Regions from separate parts of the Homo sapiens genome. Here region 1 is linked to region 2. The links are chromatin contacts, found by Hi-C in ENCODE. All regions are on one chromosome and are shown on one strand. The core of a region is the stretch at or near the end of the contact, and the rest is flanking DNA. Distances in the headings are between cores, read along the strand shown.

What was found. Hi-C counts contacts between places; a loop is a spot of excess contacts on that map. Pooled maps may share reads with other maps.
Region 1: a loop to region 2 is called in a map of Right ventricle myocardium inferior, with 4 times the contacts of the local background. The contact joins the enhancer-like site here to the promoter of KRABD4 in region 2. A Hi-C loop is called at or near these places in 1 of 168 maps with a recorded cell type or tissue (Right ventricle myocardium inferior), 6 of 37 single-sample maps with no recorded cell type and 16 of 50 pooled maps.

What each region holds. Positions count from the first base shown.
Region 1 is chrX:46,648,087-46,653,034 of GRCh38, forward strand. SLC9A7 (solute carrier family 9 member A7) reads right to left here. Exons shown (of 17, transcript NM_001257291.2): 9 at 3,230-3,318; 10 at 3,024-3,137; 11 at 600-711. Among named protein-coding and RNA genes, the nearest start is that of CHST7, 77 kb to the left of the region's middle. Within about 2 kb of position 1,530, at least 8 of the 41 ENCODE cell types and tissues checked have a DNase peak (open chromatin) inside an H3K27ac peak, as active enhancers do.
Region 2 is chrX:46,443,639-46,448,794 of GRCh38, forward strand. It overlaps KRABD4 (KRAB domain containing 4), which reads left to right and starts at 3,659. Exons shown (of 6, transcript NM_001129898.2): 1 at 3,659-3,708; 2 at 4,562-4,672. RefSeq lists an enhancer at 3,238-3,895.

The DNA of each region.
Region 1 (4,948 bases), core at 280-2,779, 200 kb after region 2:
TCTCAGCTTTACAGGGAAAAGGGGGGCATGTGGGAGACAGTGTCAATTAAGCAGGATGATCACAGTTATTAAATTCTAGTGTTGGGTCCCTCTTGCTTACATGAGTGTATTTTATTTCTTTTGCTCCACAGAAAGTTAGAGCTGGGGGACCTCAGCTAATTAGTTCAATTTCATTATTTTACAAGGGAGGATACTGCGGCTGGGAGGTGTTGAGTGACTTGGCCAGTGGTCTTTCTCATCAGGAGCTCTTTTCCTTCTAATTCTAGAGCTGGTGCCCTTCAGGAAGCTTAAGGGTTATGAAGATCTTCTAGAAAACAATCAAGCACTTTAAACACCATATCTCCAGGTCCGTTGAGTGGTAGTGATGAAATAGAAATGCAAATATTTTAGGGGAGAATGTTCACATTTGGTAGTACGGTTTGCAAAATCAACACTAACTCAACTGAACATGTACATCTGTCTATTTCTCACTGCAGGGGATACAAACGGACCAGAAACTTGAATGCTTGTCTTTTTATGAACCTTATCAATTACATTTTAATCATATTCTTGTTACCTGCTGAATAAAACTCATTTTCTTTACACTTACGCCTTTTTACCTGAAAACATCATCATGTGTTGAAAATTCCAGCCAATCTTATGCCTTCTGCCCAAGTTGAGGAAGAAGGAGAGCGGGTAGATGTGCGCGGCTCTGCCCAGGAAGATGGCAACCTGACCACAAGGTAGAAGGTTAAGGGACCAACAGTTTCCAGAATGGCATTCCACACAACCTCCGGCTGAGCAGAGAATTTTAGGAATGCTGTGACACCTCGTTATAGTCCAGAGAGCTGCCCAAAGAAGCTTGACTGTCTAGTTCCCCCCTAGACAAGTTTCTCAGCAACAAAATGGGACTAATTTGGCCAAGCTTTCCCACCTCCTGATTCATAGAGATCATTTCTAGCTTGTTAAACACAATATTGTAACTTCTTGATTTAATTCAACTGATATCTATCTATCTATCTATCTATCTATCCATCTATCTAAATCTATCTAAAAAGGAGTCCAGAAATAAGCTAAAGTACCACAGCAGGAGAGAGCAGTTGAGAGAAGCAAACAGTGTGTGTTGGGCTCTACTAAAAGAAAAGGCACTAGAAGAAAACAATTGCTAATCCTGCAGTCAAACTATAAAGAAAAAGTTTGCTGGATAAGCGCTTGCAGGCTTCATTTGCAAGTAAACATCAGAGACTTTAATGGTCAGGAAGAGCCTGCAAATAAGAGGTGGGGAAACTTAAAATATTCACCACACTAAAAGACATTCAGATCACTCATAGGAATGAACCCAGGGAGATATTTCTCTACCTAAGTAGCTAAAATGTTTTTTGGAGATGTAAGAAATGGAAAAGGAGTATGGAAAAAGGAACTCTGCTGTGGAAACCAAAGAATGCAGGGAAACTGGTCCTTTGTTACTTGCTGAGCTTAGAATAGTGCCCAACTGAGAGAGCTACACACTCCCCTGGTCAGAGAAGGGAACCCCTGTGGGAGCCAGAGGAACAGGGAGCTTCCGTTTTGGCAAAACACCAGCTGCAGGAGCTGCAGCTGTTTCAGACAGAAGCCAGGGCGGAACTATCTTCTCTGTCTCCTGCAGGGTAAAGCACTGCCTGTTTTTCTTCCGTTTTCTTTGTTTTGTTTTAAGCAGAAAGAACCAGGTAATGCTTATAAAGTACATTCCATCCCAGAAGAGAAACAAAAGTCCTTAAGTGGTAAGCAGCAGTTAGGATCTGCAGAGGACCCGGCTTGGCCTCTGCCAGGCCCTCATCTGTAAACAGGGCTGTGCTCTCACTATCTCTCACAGGGTGTCATGCTAGGAATACAAATCAAAACAACATGCAAGGTCTTTCTCAAAAAAGAATAAAAACACTGATCTTGCAGATTTTTAGCTATTAGTCTGGTAAGCATGGAAATCCAAGAAATGAGCCACTGGTTTAAGCGTAGGAGGCTCTCACGCTAGAAGGATTCCAGCATTGCATTAGGCCACTGTCACTGTCCAGCAGCTTGGTGAGTGTCAGTCATTCCTGCACAATAAATTAAGCCCAGAAGAGAAAAACACTGCTTTTTTGCCAGCATTCCAAAATCTAAGGATAATCATGAGGCCTCAGAAAAGGCAAATGTGAATGTCCAGCAATAGGGGACTGCGCTCAGTATCTTGAAATCAAGCCCCAGAAAAGTTCACTTTAATAAAAACATAGTATCTGAGGCCAAGTGAGCAAAACCCTCAGCTGTCCATCCACTGGTAGGCACATGAGAAGCCAATCCCCCAAACTATGTCTATATTCCAGAAACTGCATTTACAATGGGCCCAGACCAAGGAACCAAATATTTTTCTATTTTATCTTTTCTTCCCTTCATTTTTCTTTTTCCTTCTCCTTTTTTTTTTGGTGGGGGCGGGGAGAAAGAGTCTTTCCCACCATGATCTGCAGCAGCAGGGAAGCTTGAGAAAAAGTAGGGTCACTGCCTGCAGGCAACCCTGGGCAGTGTGAGGAAGGGCTGCCCATACTGCAGACGTAGTCATGAGCAAGAGGAACAGAACCTTTGGGTCATCCAAATCAGGGAACCTCCTGGATTGGAATTCATACAGCAATGAATTGTCAAAAATAACACTGGAGACTGACATGGTTGCTGACTTTTAGATTCACCAAGAAGAGCACTTTACAAAACAATCACCTGCCGAGCACCAGTTTAACAGAAAGGCCATCTTACATAGAAAAGGCAGAAAGGATGATCTTGGAATACATGCAGTCCTTTAAATCAAATACATTTAGTGTTATGAAATGCCACTTAAGCCTTCTTTTTTTCATCATAAAAACCCTGTGAACTAGCATGGAGTTAGTCACCTACCCAAAACAGAAATAGTAATTATTATTTTATGATGGTTTATATTATTATATTATTGTTATTTTATATTATTATTATGACTATTATTACTATAGCTTCTCCAACAGTGGTCGTCTCTGCATGTAGAAAATGGTGGAACAAGAAAAGGATACAAAAGCTCCGATGATGAAAATGGGGCTGAAAACGTGCTTCTGGAAGGTAAACAGTGCCAGGCCCATGTAGGAGAAGATGAAGTTCTCTGCCAGGAAATGTAACACCTCAAAGAGCTGCACAGAGAAGGGAAAAGGAAGCTGTAACCCTGCAGTTCCCCCTTCCCTGTGTTAACAAGCAACTCGTGAGTACCAAGCCTCTCTCTCACCTGCTTGGTTCGACTTCTTGATTCCACCGACAGATTGTTGTAGGTGTAATGAGCTTGTGTGATTCCACAGAAAAGGACAGCTACAACACCTGTTAAAACATCCCCCCAAAAAAAATCAATGGAAAAAAAAGAGGCAGGGGAAAAAAAAAACCCTGCTAGAACAAAAAGTTAAGGTAGGCAAGCCTAGCATATCCAACTTCCTGAATATTTTTGAAACTTTCCTATTGCTGGGTCGGGCGCAGTGGCTCACACCTGTAATCCCAGCACTGCAGGAGGCCAAGGCAAGCAGATCGCTTGAACCCAGGAGTTTGAGACCAGCCTGGGAAACATGGTAAAACCCCATCTCTACCAAAAATACAAAAAATTAGCCGGATGTGGTGGCGTGGGCCTGTGGCCCAGCTACTAGGGAGGCTGAGGTGAGAGGATCGCTTGAGCCTGGGAGGTCGAGGCTGCAGTGAGCCATGATCACGCCTCTGCACTCCAGTCTGGGCGACAGAAGGCAACCTTTTCTCAAAAGAAAAAAAAAAAAAAAGAAAAAGAAAAAAAAGAAAAAAAAGTTTCCTATTACTACTGAACACTCCTACAACCCCTCACCTCTCAACCTTTGTGTCTCCCAACCCTGCCTTCCTTCAAAGCCAAGTACCTCAACATCCCCTCCTTGTTCCAGTTTTAAGGGTATCTCCTGCCTCCTCTAAACTCCTCCAACTACCATCTGTAGTTGGCATATAGCATTCATTCCTTCAAAGAGACTGTGAGGGCCCATCCAAATTTTTGCCATATTCCTCACTGTTTTTAGAATGAATGAACTGAATTTCAAACTAATGCTTTATATACATATATATTTTTTGAGACAAAGTGGATTATATATTATATATCCCTCAGTGGACGGCAGTGGCATGATCTCGGCTCACTGCAGCCTCTATCTCCAAGGCTCAAGTGATCCTCCCACCTCAGCCTCCTGAATAGCTGGGACTACAGATGCACACCACCACACCCAGCTAATTTTTGTATTTTTTTGTAGAGATGGGGTTTCTCCATCTTGCCCAGGCTGGTCTTGAACTCCTGAGCTCAAGGGATCCACCTGCCTTGGCCCCAAAGTGCTGGGATTATATAGGCATGCGCACTGTGCCTGGCCTAGATTTTTTCACAGTCTAGGGCTTTAGACAAAATAGATCAAGAGTACTATTCCATTTATCCAAGCCCCGATCTTCTATATTTCTGGTTAATGGTAACCATTTTGTTGTGCGAGACAAATGACACACCTGGGACTTTGCCTACACATTTACAGATAACTGTTAAATTTTAAGGAAGTGGGGCATTTTGTAATGCTGCATATAAAGATTTGCTACAGTATTTTGAAAGGGTGACAAAAGTACATCCTAAGTACCTGGATTATGTACAGAACTGTACTTGAATTTTCTAATGGAAAAATTCAATGTTTTTTTAAAATGAAAGAATGTGAGGAAGTAAAACCACATGTTTCACCTCACTAATACTATATGAAACTGACACCATAAAAATGTGATATTGAAAAGCAATGATTAAATAGCCCAGAAACAAAACAATGAAAAACCGTGTTCACACTCATCTGAGCAGAGGCAAAATCACCCTTTAAAGGACACATATTTTGCTTGTTATTGCTACTGTTTGCAAAATAACATAGCAATCAAGGGAAATATACAAATAAAATTTTAATAGATTCTTTGCACCTTAACATCT
Region 2 (5,156 bases), core at 2,409-4,908:
CTAAAAAAAAAAAAGATTTTAAAATGAAGTAATTAATGTAAATCACATAGCACAAGGCCTGGCATCATCTAAATTCACTGTACATCTTATTATACTCTGACTTCCTGTACCATCTTTCAGGAACAGAGAGAGACCTCTAAAATAGAGCCACCTGGAGGCTAGCTGAAGACTCCCACCTTTGGTGTTTATCATAGTATACATACTTCTCAACAATGGGCACAGTTGCTCAAAGACTGGAGCTCTAACCTCTGAACCACCAGACAGGCATGAGATTGGCTTCATGGTGTTAACTTAGGCCATCAACCAGTTCCCTTGCATGTATTCCCCATTTCTTTGTTGTCTATTCCAGTTACACTCAAGTCTAGATACTCCCTTCCCTGTGAAAATCCACAGGGCAGCCATATACAGAGCAGTGCCATCCAGGTAGGAGATGAGCACTTGCAACTGGCTTTCCTTTCCCTACAGGAACTCACACAGTTCAAAGAGTGGAATGTCATCAAGGCATTGCCTGATGGGCCTGTCACCACACTCACTGGAGGGAAAGGATCTAGAAAGAGGCAGGTTCCAGGGATCATTAGCAACATACCAAACCACAGCAAGAAACCAAGCATGACTCAGCTCCTGCCCACTGCAATTACTCAGGACCTCTGCCCTTCAGATGTGGAAAAAGCCCAGCAGTGCCTTGCAGTAACTGCTGCTAAGGTCTGGAACTTCCTGACAAATAACCTTGCAAGTCTTTTGCTACAGGGAGGCTCAAACTGGATTTCAGAAGGCCCACCCCACCAGGATGACTGAAACAAATTGTGGACTGGGTATCAATGCAAATAATATTGTAGCATCAGGAATAAAATAAATTTCAACTCAATAAGAGGCCTAACTTATGCATTTAAAAATGTCTGCAGGTGGATACAAGTGGTGATCCTGGGCAAAGCTGGTGCCAGGCACAGGCACAACTGTGCAAGGAAATGGCAAAAGGGAAGCCCACAGTATGGAAAAGTCCAAAAGGGGCACCAGCATGTTCCATAGTGTGGGAGAGAGGAAAATGAAAACACCATTTACCAGATGCCTGCCAAGGGCTATTCCTGGGCCTGCAGCTCTAGAGATGTTCCTCTGAACAAAACAGGAGCCATCTAGGACAGGTGGTGCTTGGCTATGGCAAAGAGGAGGGAACTTAAGCCCAACGGGTCAGTAAATGATGGATTTGAGCCTTCTCTTCTATTGGATTAGTAGATCCCAACAGTCAATACAGTGGGGGGTTGGAAAAACCTTCCTGTGTTTCATGATACCCGAATGCCAATGTCATGAATGGCAAATGCTAGCATCCCAATAACGGTGTGCCCTTCATGAAACCCCATCCAAAGATTCAGCCCCTTCTCTTAATGTTCAAGCACCTGTTCCTGCAGAATCGGGATATGAAGAGAGGCTGGCAAAGGCCACAAACCAGGTACTTCTGCAGCTTGCGGGCGGGTGGAGGTTGGGGAGGTTTCTATGCTGTCCACACTACACTGTCACACTAACTCTATTAACCCTTTCCTACCTAGAGATAATGATATGAGAAAAGAAGGTTATCAGTTCACCTTTCCTCTAGAAGTAAATAGGGTGGTATCTCTGAACCTGGCCATCGTTACAGATGCAAATAAAATACAGAGTGGGCAATAATGCAATGCACATATGCCTAAGACAAAACGGGCTGGCACAAATAAGGAAAGGGGCTTCATTTCTGAAAATACCAGCTCCACTTAACACTGGATATTCTCCTGCCTATGGAAATCCACAGGGTCAGTTGCAGAGAGTGCTGCATGTTTCATAGTGTTGGGAGAGGCAGTGAAAACTAACATTTACCAGGTGCCTGCCACGGGCTATTCCTGGGCTTCAGGCTCTAAAGATGTTCCTTTGAACAATTACAGCAGCCATCTAGGTTAGGTGGTCCTCAGCTATGGGAGAAAGCGGGGGAATGAGACCCAAGAAGCTAGCAAGTGGTGGATTCCAGTCTTCTCTTCCAATGGATTAGTAGACACCAATGGCCGAGGCAGGGTGTTTCTTAATTTTTGAATACTAACATCATGAATAGCAAATGCTGGCATGGCAATAAGAGCGTGCCCTGCATCTGGTCACATCTAAAATATCAGTCCCTTCTCTTTCTGAAGAAATACCTGTTCCTGCAGAATCTCCATATCCTGAAATGGAGAGATGCTGGTCAGGGCCACAGACCAGGTGCTTCTGCAGTTTGCAGTTTCTCTATTGTCCTCAGGACACTGTCATACTATTAGCCCTTTCCTGCCTCGTGATAGTGATGTCTGAAAAGAATGTTATCAGTTCACCTCTCCTCTAAAAATAAATAGGTTGGTTTCTCTAAACCTGGCCATCAGCAACACATACACATGAAATTCTGAATGAGCAATAATTCACTGCTCACATGCCCAAAGGAAAACAGGTTCTTTTCCTAGGACTTGTACAGGAGGCTTAGACAGGGTAACTTCCCAGGGGATGGCTGTACTGAGTTTGCAAATTTGGGCTGAGACTCATTCAAACTACCTGGGGAATGCAAGTTAACCTGCAGAGGAGAAAGCGAAAAAGAAAAAGGAGAAAGACCCATGTTCAAATGGAAATTAAATACATATCTGATGGATTCCATGATCAGCTTTAACACTTTCATCTATAAACAGTGTCTGGCACCAGTTGGCTCCAGCACAGAAGGGATTGCTTTGTACCTGGTGGAGACCCTGCCATGCCTGACCCAAGGAAGCCTGCTTGGTGACTAGGCAGGCACAGAAGGATGGAGAACACACTTCGTCTGTTTCCCCCAGGCCCAGACAGGAAACAGAAAACTTTCCTCAAGGCCATTACAGGCCTTTTTAGGGGACCATGTTGCCACTGGCTGGCAATCTCACAGAAAACACCTCTTTGCTATTTACAGTGCGTTTTCAAAAAAGTAAAATCCAGATTCTCCCAGGGTGTCTAGGATCTCAGGAATTGGAGCCCCTCTATTGCGTAGAGAAAAATCAGAATGAGGGTTTCTTTCCTCATTTCAAGAGATCGCTGGCTCTGCAGCCCAGCTCAAAAGCCCATCCTCCAGGCCACTTCCCCGGCTGAGCCAGACCCCTTGCTCCCATGACTCTCTGAGAGCCAGGCCCAGGGTCGGGTTCCCTGAGACCAGCCTGGACCCTAGATGGCCACGCCTCCGAGCGCTATTGGCGCCGGAGGCGCGACTCTTTTTCCTATTCCCAGGAGGGTAAAAAAGCGGGAACAATGGCTTTCAGGACGGAGGGACACAAACACCCAATGCCGCAGCGACTGGGAGGGTCGCGATGCAGGAGGACGAAATGGGAGAAGGGGGACAAGGGGGACTTCGGCCTCCCTGCGGGCGGGAGCTAGGCCGCTGGAAAGTCCGCTCGCCTCTCGCCGGCAAGGGATGACGCCCTGGGCCTTTTGTACCACTCGCCACGGAAAATGGTCACACGCTTTTGTCCTCAAGCCGAACACTATCAGAAACACGGGGTCCCTGGAAGCCGCCATCTTGGCCATTGGCGGTGGCGCACCCACCCCCGTGCTACTGCGCGTGCGCGGCGCTGCGACACACTCCGACCCCATCCCGCGTTCCCAGGGGGCGGTGGGAAGCGGAAGTGCTCCGCTGACCCGGGAGGGCGGTCCCTAGTTCACACTGGCTGTTGTCAGCGGCCTCTGAGGTTTCAGGCTCTTGGCGGTGAAGTAAGAGGGACGCGGAGGTGGTGATGGTTTTGATGGGGGCGGGGGTTGACGGGGTCGTGGGGTCATGGGGCCATGGGTGAACGCCTTTGTGGGTGACAGGGTGGCTCTACAGCCCAGCTCAAAAGCCCATCCTCCAGGCCACTTCCCCGCCTGAGACAGGCCCCTTGCTCTCAGGACCCTCTGAGCCAGGACCAGGGTCCGGTTCCCTGAGACCCGCAGGCCTGTGGGCGTGAGTGCTGGGGACGAGGTTCAGGGCCAGCGAGTGACTGATTGAGTCACTCCGCGCCTGTTTCCTGAGCGCCTAAAAATGCCAGGCAACCTTGCAAATGTTTCACATTAATCTTCACAGGAGCCCTGTGAGGTGTTACGATGATTATTTTCGTGTTATAGAGAGAAAATGGCTCAGTGTGGCTTGACAACCTGTCCAAAGTCACGTAGGTAGCAAACCCGAGGAATCTTTTTTTTCTTTTCCTGTGCTTCGTTTATCATGTTTATTGTTTCCTGTGTGTCTCCCCCGCTGGACTAGAAACTCTGCGGGAGCTGGGACTTTGAGATTTTGTTCCCTGATGTATTTCCAGCACGGAGAACGGGCTCATGGAAGGAAGGCACCCATTTCTTCAGTGAATAAAAGTGGCACAGCAGTCAGTCAGTTGATTCCAAAGCCCGGACTCAGGAAGGCAGGGTTTCGCTCACTGAGGATAATTGAGCTGTGAATCAATGTTAACTCTTAAAGCTAGAATGAGGCATTGTCCCTCTTCTGCTGGGTAAAACCTTTGGGTTTTACTCAACTTCACTGCATGGAAGGGAGCATAGGTGTTGCTAATTGAATCTCCTGTGGTCATTGTGTTTCCAGGGTCAGAGTGCAGACCTGAGACCACTGCTCACCGACTTCAGACTCCAGTTTATCTGTGCCCCAGCTTCCTCACTTAGTCTCAGAAGACTTAGGCTGAGGCCTCAGAAGGAGGTGAGTTCCCTGGGTCACAGGCAGAGATCTGGTGCTATAGTGATGGCCTCAACTGGGGCGTGTTTGTCTCTGAATCCCTTGGTCCTGCGGCCTTGGACACAAGAGAGGTACGCTGAGCTGAGGCGAGTTGGAGGAGAAGCCTCAGCCCAGAGCCCAGACCCAGATCCTCAGGGCAGAGAAAGGAGGCTCACAGGATAGCAGGTCCTAGAAGAGCTGGACCCATAGTGGCCTTTGTCCCTCACTTCAGCTGAGACAAAGCAAAGCTGGCTCAACTTCCAGATGCCATCGAGGACCGTGTGACAGTGCAGTTTGATTCCTGCTGGAGGAGGGACAGGTGAAAGTCACAGGTGGATGGAGGCATGGATGTCCCCCCATGGGGCAGGTGCCCTGCTGTAGTGCCTGTAAAGGCGCTATGAGGCTGGGAAGGATCACAGCCAGCCACAGAGGATTGGCCTCTCCTAGCACACCTATTTGTGCACCCCTG